Linked DNA regions of Homo sapiens: region 2 is linked to region 1. A link is a contact called in ENCODE Hi-C or POLR2A ChIA-PET data. All regions are on one chromosome and are shown on one strand. Each heading gives the region's core, a stretch centred on a gene start or an enhancer-like site at or near the end of the contact. The rest is flanking DNA. Distances are from core to core; before and after follow the strand shown. Region 1 holds the start of NDUFV3 (NADH:ubiquinone oxidoreductase subunit V3). Region 2 holds the start of TRAPPC10 (trafficking protein particle complex subunit 10).

Region 1 (6,199 bases), core at 938-3,437:
GTATTTTGTTTTTTGAGATGGAGTCTTGCTCTGTCACCCTGGCTGGAGCACAGTGGCGCAACCTCGGCTCACTACAATCTCCGCCTCGTGGGTTCAAGCAATTCTCCTGTCTCAGCCACCCAAGTAGCTGGGATTACAGGCATGCATCACCATGCCCGGCCAAGTTTTTGTATTTAGTAGAGACGGGGTTTCACCATGTTGATCAGGTTGGTCTCGAGTTCCTGGCCTCAGGTTATCCACCCACCTTGGCTTCTCAAAGTACTGGCATTACAGGTGTGAGCTACCGCGCTTGGCTCTTCTTGTATTTTTAGTAGAGATGGGGTTTCACCATGTTGGTCTCGAATGCCTGACCTCAAATGATCCACCTGTCTTGGCCTCCCAAAGTACTGGGATTACAGGCATGAGCCACCTGCCAGGCCCTATGTTTCTTTCTGTAAAATGTTTTCTTATCCTTAGAAAATAGAGTAGAAGAAATACTATCTGGCCACTAAAATGATGTAGGTATATAAAAACTGCTTCAAAAGTGTCTACAATATAAATGTGATATTTTATATTATGCCAACTCACTCAGCATATACTCACTAAGGCCTATTAAGTGCTAGACAGTACAATGTTCTAGATGCTGGATACAGAACAGAGGTGCCTGTATGTGCACATATAAACATGAAAACGTGTATGTTCATGATTGTAAGCATGAGTACATGTGCTTATGTGAACATATAAAAGCTGATAGAAATCGTTAGGAACTAGATGCTTGAAGGAGTAATGGTAGACTGTCAATGAATTTCCCTATCTGTACTTTTAAATTATTCTGCAGGCTGAGGCACGAGAGTCGCTTAATCCCAGGGGGCAGAAGTTGCAGGGAGTTGAGATGGTGCCATTGCACTCCAGCCTGGGCCTGGGCAACAGAGTGAGGCTCTGTCTCAAAAAAAAATATATATATATTATATATTATATTATGATATATATTATATATAATATATAAATATATATTATATATTATATAAATATATAAATATATAATATATATTTATATAAACATATTATATATATTATATAATATATATTTATATAATATATTATATATTATATAAATATATAATATATATTTACATATTATATAAATATATATATAATATATATTTATATATAATATATATAATATGTATTTATATATATATATACACACACGCATATATATTCTGCAGGGAATAGTTACTGCTTTTGTAATAACAGCCATTTTAAAATTTGTAAGAGAGTGAAGTGGTCTTAGCCTTATTTTATTTATTTATTTATTCTGTCCCCCAGGCTGGAGTGCAGTGGTATGATCTCGGCTCACTGCAACCTCCGCGTCCCGGGTTCATGGGATCCTCCCACCTCAGCCTCCCGAGTAGCTGGGATTACAGGAATGCACCACCACGCCAGACTAATTTTTTGTATTTTTTAGAGACGGGGTTTCGACATGTTGGCCAGGCTAGTCTCGAACTCCTGAACTCAAGCGATCCGCCTGGCTCGGCCTTCCAAAGTACTGGGATTACAGGCAAAATCCCAAAGTGTCCGCGCCCGGCCTTGGCCTTAGCTTTTTATTTGCCGAAAAGAAAGCCCTTCTTCTCCTTTTCACAGGTCAGGTCATGTCAGCTGGCTTCTCAACGGCTGTCAGTAAGTTACCAAGTTAACCAGGTCCCTGAAAGTTCCCTCATTTCCTCTCTTGGCTAAATGGAGAAGTCACTGTCCTTCAGAGAAGCCGTGCGGGAGCCGCACAGCGGCTGACCCCAGCCGCGCGGCAGCATCACCTGGGAACGTCCACCCGAGTCTGCCGCCCAGGCATGCAGCCCTCGGGAGCGCCCGTCGGCACGGGGCACGCCAGCCTCGGCCTGGGCCTCGGGCAGCGGCGGCGGCGGACCGGCTCGGGGGAACCGCGGGACGCTCGCTGGCCACATCCGGGCCTGGCCCCGTGGCGGTCAGTCCTGGGCCCAGGGAGCGGGGTCAGCGGCCCAACTAGGACGGCTAGAGGTCGCGGACAGGCCCGGACCTGACCAGCACCGCGCCCCCTCACCCCATCCCCTACGTAGGCTCGGGGCCGCGCAGCCAGCCCAGGCTGGCTCCTCCTTTACCTTCAGCGCCCCGGCTCGTCCTTGCCGCAGCAAACACGGGGCAGCCATGGCGGTGACAGCGGGCGCACCAAGCAGGGCCACAGCAGCTGCGCGCGCACCCGCGCCTGAACAGCCGCCCCTTGGGCCGACTGCGCCAATTACAGGCCAGCTGGGGGCGGAGCAGAGGCCGTGGGTCTGCGCGCGCATCCCCAGTAGGGCTAAGTGCCTCCCTTGGGGCCACGCCCCGGATCGGGACCACCAATCACAGGCAGCAGCGTGAGGGACACGTCACCGGCTGGTGCCGATCCCTGTGCCCTGCGGGCGCCTGGGCGCTGTGGCGGGGGCGCGGCGGAGACCTGCGGGGGCTGCTGGGCACCCCTCTCAGGCGTCTGCGCTGGGCCGGCTTGCATGTCCACCCGAACGCTTCGCACTTCTTTGCCCTTGTCCTCGCAGCCTTAAATCTGCGACCTTCCCTGGGGGCACAGTCTGGTCCTACTTGATTGATAGTTCTGTGTTTTGAGAGGTTTTAAAGCTCTTCAGCTCGGGACCTCGGCGCCCACACCACGCGCCCAGCTCCCTCACCCTCTGTCGGCAACGCGGCCACCACTGCTCACTGCCCCTCCTGCATGGCCCCTGCCAACGCTAATACCAGAGTTAGGCCGATTGGAAATGGAAGCTTTGTTTCACCTAAATGTTTATTTAGCAAAGAGTTCGTCCCCAACGTTAGTCGTAATTGTGGAGTCGGTGTAATTAGTTATTAGCTTCTTTCTCTGCCTCTTCTCTGCCTTCCGCCGCGTGCCCAGAGCCCCATTCGCATTTCATCGGAGATGGACGTGCCACCTTCAGCTTCCACAGGGGAAGAGGCCCTGCCACAGTCATTTAAATGGATTGTGTAGGGATTCCTGACACAGCTAGCGATTCATTGAGGTGGCAAGATAAACTGGCGGAATGAGGCCTTTATCAAAGGCCTTTATCAAAGAGGAGTCTGCTATCAAGTAAATGCAAGGGCATCTGCCACCATCCACCCTGGGAGGCAAAAAGAATAACCTTAGATCTTAGGATAATCATGAGAAGGGATCCTTTGTCCCTAAAGGGAGAAAAAAAAATGCCAAAAGATTTTTTTTTTGTTTAAATTTTTTTTTTTTTTTTGAGACGGAGTCTTGCTCTGTAGCCCAGGCTGGCGTGCAGTGGCGCCATCTTGGCTCATTGCAAGCTCCGCCTCCCGGGTTCACGCCATTCTCTTGCCTCAGCCTCCCGAGTAGCTGGGACTACAGGCACCCGCCACCACGCCCGGCTAAATTTTTGTAATTTTTAGTAGAGACAGGGTTTCACCGTGTTAGCCAGGATGGTCTCCATCTCCTGACCTCGTGATCCACCCGTCTCGGCCTCCCAAAGCCCTGGGATTACAGGTGTGAGCCACTGTGCCTGGCCTAAATTTTTTTTTTTGAGACAGAGTCTTGCTCTGTTGCCCAGGCTGGAGTACAGTGGCACAATCTAGGCTCACTGCAAGCTCCACTTCCTAGGTTCAAGCGATTCTCCTCCCTCAGCCTCCTGAGTAGCTGGGACAACAGGCATGAGCCACCACGCCCGGCTAATTTTTGTATTTTTAGTAGCGACGGGGTTTCACCATGTTGGCCAGACTGGTCTCGAACTCCTGACCTCAAATGATCGCCCGCCTCGGCCTCCCAAAGTGCTGGGGTTACAGGCGTGAGCCACTACACCCGGCCAGATTTTTTTTTTCTTCACCACTAGGCTCATTCTGTTGTGTCCAGGGAAAAGGTCATGCTCGCCTTTGTGAGGTGTGCTTAATAATTCACAGCTTAGTAACAAATTTGGGGATCCTGATCTGGAATTGGAAGATCCACGTCACCCTCCTTCATGGACCTGGAGCTCCCCACTTCCACACCACCACCAGCGGGCACATGCGGCAGATGTTGACATCTTGCTGGAGTTGCAACACTCAAGAAGAAACAAAAAGAAAAGACCTCCTCTGGCGTGGTCACCGGCCAGGTTGGTAAAGGTGGGGTACCTATGGTTGAGGGGGCATGAACCATCTTGATTTTTTTTTTTTTTTTGAGACAGAATCTCACTCTGTTGCCCAGGCTAGAGTGCAGTGGCGCAGGGGCAATCTCGGCTTACTGCAACCTCCGCCTCCTGGGTTCAAGTGATTCTCTTGCCTCAGCCTCCCCAGTAGCTGGGATTACAGGCGCCGCCACCATGCCCATCTAATTTTTGTATTTTTAGTAGAGATAGTGTTTCACCATGTTGGTCAGGCTGGTTTGTAACTCTTGACCTCAAGTGATCTGCCTGCATCGGCCTCCCAAAGTGCTGGGATTACAGCCATGAGCCACTATGCTTAGCCATCTTGATGGTTTTTGAAGGAAGTGATTAGGGCCTCGAAAGGTAACTAGGGCAACCATGTGTGAGGCCAGTGCCTAAGACTAGAGGGAGCAGGAAGGCTGGGAAGCCTATGCAGCCTGGTTGGGAGGTAACTGTGGCCTAAACTGTGTTTGGCCAAAGAGAAAGGACAGGGCCAAGTGCAAGAAGCAAATATAAGGTGCTGCATTAAAATAAAAAAAGCAGAGGCCAAATACATTATTGTATTTTCCAATCAGCTAGAAAATAGTAGACTAGATTTTTCCGACAGCAGAGGCTGTTCCTCCAGTTAACTCTCTGCCCAGAGTCTTTCTGTGGGCACCATCAACTCTGCCTGTAGCTCTAGCAAGTAGTACCCAGCATTTTAACACAAAACCTTAAAAGTGTATGTTTGTTTATATTCCTTTCTTTGTAGATCACACAAAGTTCTACCTGAACTACTAGAGGCTCCCCCTTGTGTCTCCCAAGGGTCAGTTAAACTTCTTTTTTTTGAGACGGAGTCTCGCTCTGCTGCCCAGGCTGGAGTGCAGTGGCGCGATCTTGGCTCACTGAAACCTCCGCCTCCTGGGTTCAAGAGATTCTTCTGATTCAACCTCCCGAGTAGCTGGGATTACAGGCGTGTGCCACCATGCCCAGCTAATTTTTTTGTATTTTTAGTAGAGACAGGGTTTCACCATGTTGGTCAAGCTGGTCTCGAACTCTTGACCTTGTGATCCCCCACCTCGGCCTCCTAAAGTGCTGGGATTTACAGTCGTGAGCCACCGTGCCTGGCCGAACTTCTTTTTAGGATAACTGGATTACAACAGGATCACTTGGATCCATACTCTGAACATTTAACTCCAAGGTGTTTGGGCCAAAGAGGAAAATAAAAATACTCAAATATCACACCATTCGCATGCATGCCTCAGCTCTGTATTCTGGTATATATAATATATATATTTTTTTCTTTTAGGTTCTTACTCTGTCACCCAGGCTGGAGTGCAGTGGCTTGGTTATAGCTCACTACAGTTTCAAACTCCAGGGCTCAAGCAATCTTCCCACCTCGGCCTCCTAAAGCACTAGGTTACAGGCACAAGCCATTGCACATGGGCCTAAAATTGTGTTTTAAAACACAAGTAATAAGTTCTATTTCTGGCAATATTTGGTCACTAGATATTATGGAAAACTGGCCGGGAGCTGTGAACCCAGGAGGCCGAGGTTGCAGTGAGCTGAGATGGTGCCAATGCACTCCAGACTGGGCAGCAGAACGAAACTCCTTCTCGAATTAAAAAGAAAAAAAGTTATGGAAAACCCTTGGGCTCCAAATCATGTAGTAATTCTGGGTAAAAGGTTACAGGCATAATTTCAAATGACCATATAATCAAGTAAAGGATATCTCTAGGGATCCAAAAAAAACAGAGAAGTAGCAAGAAATCACAGGCAGCAGTGCCACCCTGGAAGCATGCACTGGTCTCAGCAGCCAGAGCTCTGGTGTAACAGACTTCAGAGAACATGAGACCTTGGGGCTAGAACACTTGGGAGTGGGCTGGAAATCGCCAGAGGAAGTTGCCACCCTTGCAGGGCTACATGTCAGTGATGGGTGACCCTGGGCAAAGCAATCTGCTAGCAAGGAAATGTGTAGAGCCAGCCTGGGTTTTGAGTGGGGAAAAATGTCTCAAGGCCTATTCTTACTTAAGTTTGAAGTTAAAAAACACATATACTTCCTGTGTTTCAGGACATCTCAAGTTTTA
Region 2 (6,199 bases), core at 1,301-3,800, 1.1 Mb before region 1:
ATCATTTTTCAAGTTAACTTTGACAGTCTACTGAAGCCCCCTTCTCTTCTGAGACTCCAATGAATGAAAGTTTGCACCTTCTAGGACAGTGTACCATCCATGCAGAGATTAACATTCACTATGTTGCTTGAGGCCAAGGGTGGGGGCTCAAGCCTGTAATCCCAGCACTTCGGGAGGCTGCGCAGGTGGACAACCCAAGGTCAGGAGTTCGAGACCAGCCTCACCAACATGGTGAAACTCTGTCTCTACTGAAAAAAAAAAAAAACAAAAACAAACAAACAAAAAATTAGCCGGGCATGGCAGCATGCGCCTGTAATCCCAGCTACTCGGGAGGCCGAGGAAGGAGAATCGCTTGAACCCGGGAGGCAGAGGTTGCAGTGAGCCAAGATCATGGCCGAGATCATGCCACTGCACTCCAGCCTGGGCGACAGAGAAAGACGCCGTCTCAAAAAAGAAGAAGAAGGAAAAAAAAAAATTCACTCTGCTGCTCAAAACACAGGAAAAAACCCACCACCAAGATGACAATCCAATAAATCTGTAGGAAAGAAAACCGCATCCTTCAGCTGTCCGTGATGCACGCATGTACAAAACTAAACATTAAATATCTCCAACACTGGCAACCAGATAACAAACTTTACCCCTTTAGTTATGGTTGAATCCAATAGAGCTTAGGAACTTTCTCCTCAGAAATGTATTTACATAATGCCTATAAATACATATTGCTATTGAAATGTAAGCAAGCTAGGAGGTAGAAGATAAAATTAGATGTGTGGATGTCCGTACAGGCAATGAATGTGTATCCAGCATTCACAACGTGCACAGCACTTTAGGAGAAAAATGTTCAACCTCTGGAAGACAGTAAAACTTAACATGAACTGCGCATGGCTTCATCTTCCCTGAGCACTGGGAAAGCCCCTGGGAAATTGCAGGGCCTGCAGACCAGCTCTACCCACATCTGCCCTCTGGGGCTGAAGGTGCAGAGTAGGAAAAGACTTTCAGCTGACAAATATTCTGGGGAGGAAAAAAGACAGCTACTGCTGAACTATGCAAGTCTCCAATTTTAAATGAGACACAGTCCACTTCCCTAAGAAAAGTCTATCATCTCGTCTAGGTCTCTGTAGAAAAAAAAGAGAGAGGAGGAGAGGAGAAGAGACAAAATAAAGCAAAAGGAAGGAAAGAAATAAGTCTATCACCTAAAGCTGAAGCAACAAAATTCAACCTTCAATATACAGTTTCTCAGGGATCTAACAGGAAGGAACACAGCAGGTGCACACCCGCTGACAGAGTGAGAGGGAAACAGGAGTTCTCACGACATACAGTCTACTGTGGCCTGGGCACCCAGATTTTGCAACAGAGAGTGCTTCCTTTCCAAGCACGAAAGACAACTAGAAAAAAACTAACTGCATACATGCATGAAAATACAGAATACTGTCAAAGGTCAAAAATCGTAACAGTCTGAAACACCTCTCTGCAAGTCACCTAAAAGCCAACCAACAAACATTTCAATACTTCCCATAAGCTCACTGTTCTTAACCGTATTTAACTCTGGAGAGTCACACTTCTAAAATTTAGGGAACATTTTTCCCGTAACAGAAAAACAGTTCCTTTGTGTATGCATTAAAGGAGGGGTGCGGGGAGGACACGACACCCAAGAGGCACCAGGTGTCCGTAGTGTAGACTCGAGCGGGAGGCTGTTCATGGGGAGCAAGCTCGCCTAAGCGCCCGAGCCTCGGCTTTCTCATCCGTAAAATGGTTTGAGTGCGCGGCGGGGAAGTGTGTAGGAGCGAAAGCAGTCCCGGCGGCTCTGCCTGACGCTTCACCCCGCAACAAACTGTTCCTACTTCGCCAACGCCTGCAACTCTGCGAGCCCCCAAGGACTTCCCCGTAGTCGGGGAAAGGGCGCCCGCGGGCAAAACCGCCCGGCGGAAGAGGCCGGGGCCCCCAGGTCCCGGGCGCGCGGCTCAACGGGGGCGGGACGGGGCGGTGGCAGCCCCCGCTCCTCGCCCTCGACGCCGGCGCGCGCCCAGTCCCGGGCAGAGTCCGCCGGGTTCCACCGGCTCCAACTGCAGCCGGCCCGAGGGCGCCCCCCAGGGGTCAGAGGTCGCCCGGCGGGAAGGTCAGAGGGCGTCCCCGAAAAGTCAGAGGGCCCCGCCTCAGCCGCAGCCCTGGTCACACCTCCAGGAAGCGGCCCAGCCCGGAGCGCGCCGGGGGCTGAAGGTCTGGGGGCGCCGGGTGCATAACGCCAGGGCCCGGGCCCGCCCAACGACCGCCGCGCCCTCCCCGCCTCCGGGCACTCACAGGTGACGATGGGCTTGTTCTCCATGGTGTAGATCACCGGCGGCAGCGGCTCCTCAGAGGCGTCCATGGGCGTCCGGCGTCACCGGCCCGGCCCCCCGCGCCCCATGGGCAGCCCCGAGGCCGCGCCGGGCCCAGCCGGAGCCCGAGCCTGAGCGGCGCCGCCCGCCCGGCCGCGCCAGGCAGCTCCGGAGCCGGTTGCGCCGCAGCTGCCGCCCGCTGCTGCCGGCCTCAGCCACTTCCGGCCTCGGCGCCGCCGCATGACCATTTCCGGGGCGCGCGAGGCTTCACGGGGCGGGTCTTCGCCGCGCTTCGCCTCCGACGGAAGTGCGCCCGGGCCGGCCGCGCGGGACCGGGAGGTGGGAAGTGGGAGGCGGAGCGGGGCTCCCGGGACACGTCCATCTTCCTCCCTCGGCAGTGGGCGCCCCGCTGGGCCCTGCGCCGGAGCTGAGGCCAGGACTCGGCAGGCGGGCCTCGCGCGCGGTGAGCGAGCCTGGACGCTCCCGGACCAGAGACGCCGGCCTCGCTGCCCTCGCGTTCCCCGCAGCTCGGGCGTCCCGCGGCGGGCCGCTGCTCCCCGGCCGGGCTCCTTATCGCGCTGGGGGCTCCCGCAGGCCCTCGCCGCTGAGTGTCCCCGGCGCGTGCCTTCCGCCTACCGCTGGGCTCTTCCCGTTTCCCTCACGCCGCAAATGTTTTTGTGGGGACCTGGCCCTCGGCATTTCGGAATGCCACAAAATAAACCTCACACTTAACTGCATATGGGCTTCTTGTGCACGTAAACGGGGGGGGCGGGGCGCGGGTGTTTCTTTTTCTTTTTTTCTTTGGAGCAGGGTCTTCCTCAGTTGGCTCAGGCTGGAGTGCAGTGGCGGGACACGGCTCACTGCAGCCTCCACCTTCCAGGCTCAAGCGATCCTCCCGCCTTGTTTCCCCCCGCCCCACCCCCTCCGCCAGTAACTGGGACCACGGGGGCAGCCACCACGCCCAGCTAATTTTTTTCTTTTCTTTTCTTTTGTCGGGATCTCACTATGTTTTCCAGGCTGGTTTCAAACTCCTGGGCTCAAGTGATCCTCCAGCCTTGGCCTCCCAAAGTGTTGAGATTACAGGTGTGAGCCATCACTCCCAGCCATAAAATGACAAAAACTGTCAACCAAAAATAATCAAAAGGGTCAGAATCTAGAGTTTAGTCAAATGCGAAGCTTGAGGCGCCCAGGAAACATTATAAAGAATGGAAGTCAGTGTTCTCAAACGTAGAAATTTGGGGTCGTTTCTATAGCCAGCGTCTCGGGAAGCCTAACCGAATTTCAGCGTCTTTTCTGTATAAGGCCTAATGCATAGTTACAACAGTCTGTTTAGTCGAGGTGGTCTTTTTCTTTGGGGACCCACTGAAGATGAAACAGTCCTGGGGTCTCTGTGCTGTCTGGTCTAAGTCAGGTACAGGACAATGGAGACAGCTAATCTGTAACAAAAATCACCAAATGGGAAGGGGGAGACCTGGTCTTTCTTAGTCATTAACAGCAGCAGTCCCCAACCTTTTTGGCACCAGGGACCAGTTTCATAGAATGCAGTTTTTCCACAGACAAAGTTGGGGTGGTTTCAGGACGATTCAAACACATTTCATTTATTGTGCACTTTATTATTTTTATGTTGTAATATGTAATAAAATACAACTTCCCATAATGTGGAATCAGTGGGAGCCCTGAGCTTGTTTTCCTGCAACTGGACGGTCACATCTAGGGATGATGGAAGCCAGGGACACATCATTAGGGATGAGATTCTCATAAGGAGCACGCAACCTAGACCCCTCCAATGTGCAGTTCACAACAGGGTTCACCCTCCTAGGAGAATCCAGCGCTGCTGCTGACCTGACAGGAGGCGGAGCTCAGGCGGTAATGCCAGCGATGGGGAGCAGCTGTAAATACAGATGAAGCTTTGCTCCCTGGCCTGAAGCTCACCTCCTGCTGTGTGGCCTGACCGGTATGTGTCTGTGGCCCTGGCGGTCGGGGAGCCCTGATTTACAGAGCAGCCACAATGAGGAAGACACTTGTGCTCAAGAACAAGGAGGAAGAGCATTAAACTGTAATCGAAGAAGCAGAATTGCAAACTTGCTACTGACTCAGTCTCCAGGGCTTAACTTCACCCTTGGCATCATAAGTTTAGAGAGTCCTGAAGTTTTTTTTAACAAAATGTATATATGAGATAGTTTGGGTGTGAACACAGCTGCTAAATGTGTGAACATAGTGTAGTGTGGTGCACTGTAATGGTGTGAGAGGCAAGAGACCAGACTTCTGGGCAGCTAAAGCAGCAGGCCGGCAAGGCAGGGCACTGGAGGGGAAGAAGCTTAGCAAGAGTGGGGAGCCGAAGTCGATGTAGGGTTCCCTGAAAGTCCTTGGCCTAGGCTGGACTACACGTGTGGGACGACTCTATGGGTTTACCAGGAAGCGGCTGTTACAGAGTTGAGGATGGCACAAAGACTAGAGGTCCAGTAGTGCTACAGGAAAGGACTTTCCGTTTTGTTTTCTTTTCAGACAGTCTTGTTCTGTCACCTAGGCTGGGGTGCAGTGGTTTGATCGTTATCTCAGTGCAGCCTAGAACTTCTGGGCTCAAGTGATCCTCCCACCTCAGCCTCCCAAGTAGTTGGGACCACAGGTGAGTGCCACCACGCCCGGCTAATTTTTTCTTTTTTTGTAGAGAGAGGGTCCCACTCTGTTGCCCAGGCTGGTCTTGAACTCCTGGCCTCAAGCAGTCCTCCTGCCTAATCCTCCCAAAGTGCTGGGATGACGAGTACGAGCCACCGTGCCCAGTCAAGACCTTTTTAATGCCATTAACACTGAGGACATTGAGCTGAGACACTAGATTGAGAATCACATTCCCAGGGGTCAGCAAACGACCTATAAAGGGCCCAGATAAGTATTTTAGGTTGTGTGGGCCACATGCAGTTTTTGTTTCATATTTTTGCTTGTTTTTTTTTTTTTTTTAAACAACTCTTTAAAAATATAAAAGCCATTCCTGGCTTTAAGTGCTGTACAAAAACAGGCCATCAACACATGTGGCTTGTGAGCCAGAGGTTGCCAGTCCCTCCCCTAGAATAAGGACTACTCCAGGCCCGCCTTAACAACGTCTAAAGCAAAACCCTGACCCGATCCACAAGACGGTCAGAGTTTGGAGGTTAAGTCCTGCCAAGTAAGAGGGGCCTGGGAGACACCTGGGACATTGCTCAGTAAACAGAGCCTAAAGCTAAGCCTACACAGCCCAGCATGGTACGTCCAGTAATGGAACTACAAACTAGAACGAAAGTCAGGATTTTTCAGTGGAAGAGCACCCTGAGTCTCCCTCATTTGTTATTTATCAGTGTTGAATATACACTAAAAAAACAAAAATCACTAAACATACAAAGAAAGAGGAAAACGTAAGCCATAGTTAAGAAAAAAAAAAAGCAGTTAACAGAAACCAATCCCCCTACAATGAACCAGATTCTGTATTTACAAAGATTCTAAAGCAGCTCTACATATGTCCAAAGGAGGCTGGGCACGGTGGCTCACACCTGTAATCCCAGAAATTTGGGAGGCCGAGGTGGGCAGATCACTTGAGCCCAGGAGTTTGAGATCAGCCTGGCCAACATGGTGAAACCCCATCTCTACTAAAAACACAAAAATTAGCTGGGTGTGGTGGCGCACGCCTGTAGCCCCAGCTACTCGGAAAGCTGAAGCAGGAGAATCGCTTGAATCCGGGAGGTGGAGGTTACAGTGAGCCAAGATAGTGCCACTGCACTCCAGCCTGGGTGACAGAGCAAGACTCCATCTCAAAATAAATAAAAATAATATGTCCAAAGGATTAAATGAAAATATTGTCTTAATGAGTAAAGAATCAGAAATTCACAGCAGAATAACAAAGTATCTAAAAGAAT

What was found. A loop is a pair of places that touch in the nucleus more often than their neighbours do. ChIA-PET counts read pairs that join two places held with the same protein, here RNA polymerase II (POLR2A). Pooled maps may share reads with other maps.
Region 2: a loop to region 1 is called in a map of B cell, with 15 times the contacts of the local background. The contact joins the promoter of TRAPPC10 here to the promoter of NDUFV3 in region 1. A Hi-C loop is called at or near these places in 2 of 168 maps with a recorded cell type or tissue (B cell and CD4-positive, alpha-beta T cell), 1 of 37 single-sample maps with no recorded cell type and 13 of 50 pooled maps. POLR2A ChIA-PET finds 5 or more read pairs at or near these places in 1 of 52 experiments (MCF 10A).

Annotation. Positions count from the first base shown.
Region 1 is chr21:42,889,297-42,895,495 of GRCh38, reverse strand. It overlaps NDUFV3 (NADH:ubiquinone oxidoreductase subunit V3), which reads right to left and starts at 2,187. Exons shown (of 4, transcript NM_021075.4): 1 at 2,115-2,187. The coding sequence starts at 2,162. It also overlaps a transcript of WDR4 not described here. RefSeq lists silencers at 1,811-2,060, 2,401-2,700.
Region 2 is chr21:44,008,660-44,014,858 of GRCh38, reverse strand. TRAPPC10 (trafficking protein particle complex subunit 10) reads right to left here and starts at 2,550. Exons shown (of 23, transcript NM_003274.5): 1 at 2,299-2,550. The coding sequence starts at 2,365. RefSeq lists enhancers at 1,046-1,095, 1,116-1,175 and silencers at 1,726-2,395, 2,546-2,925.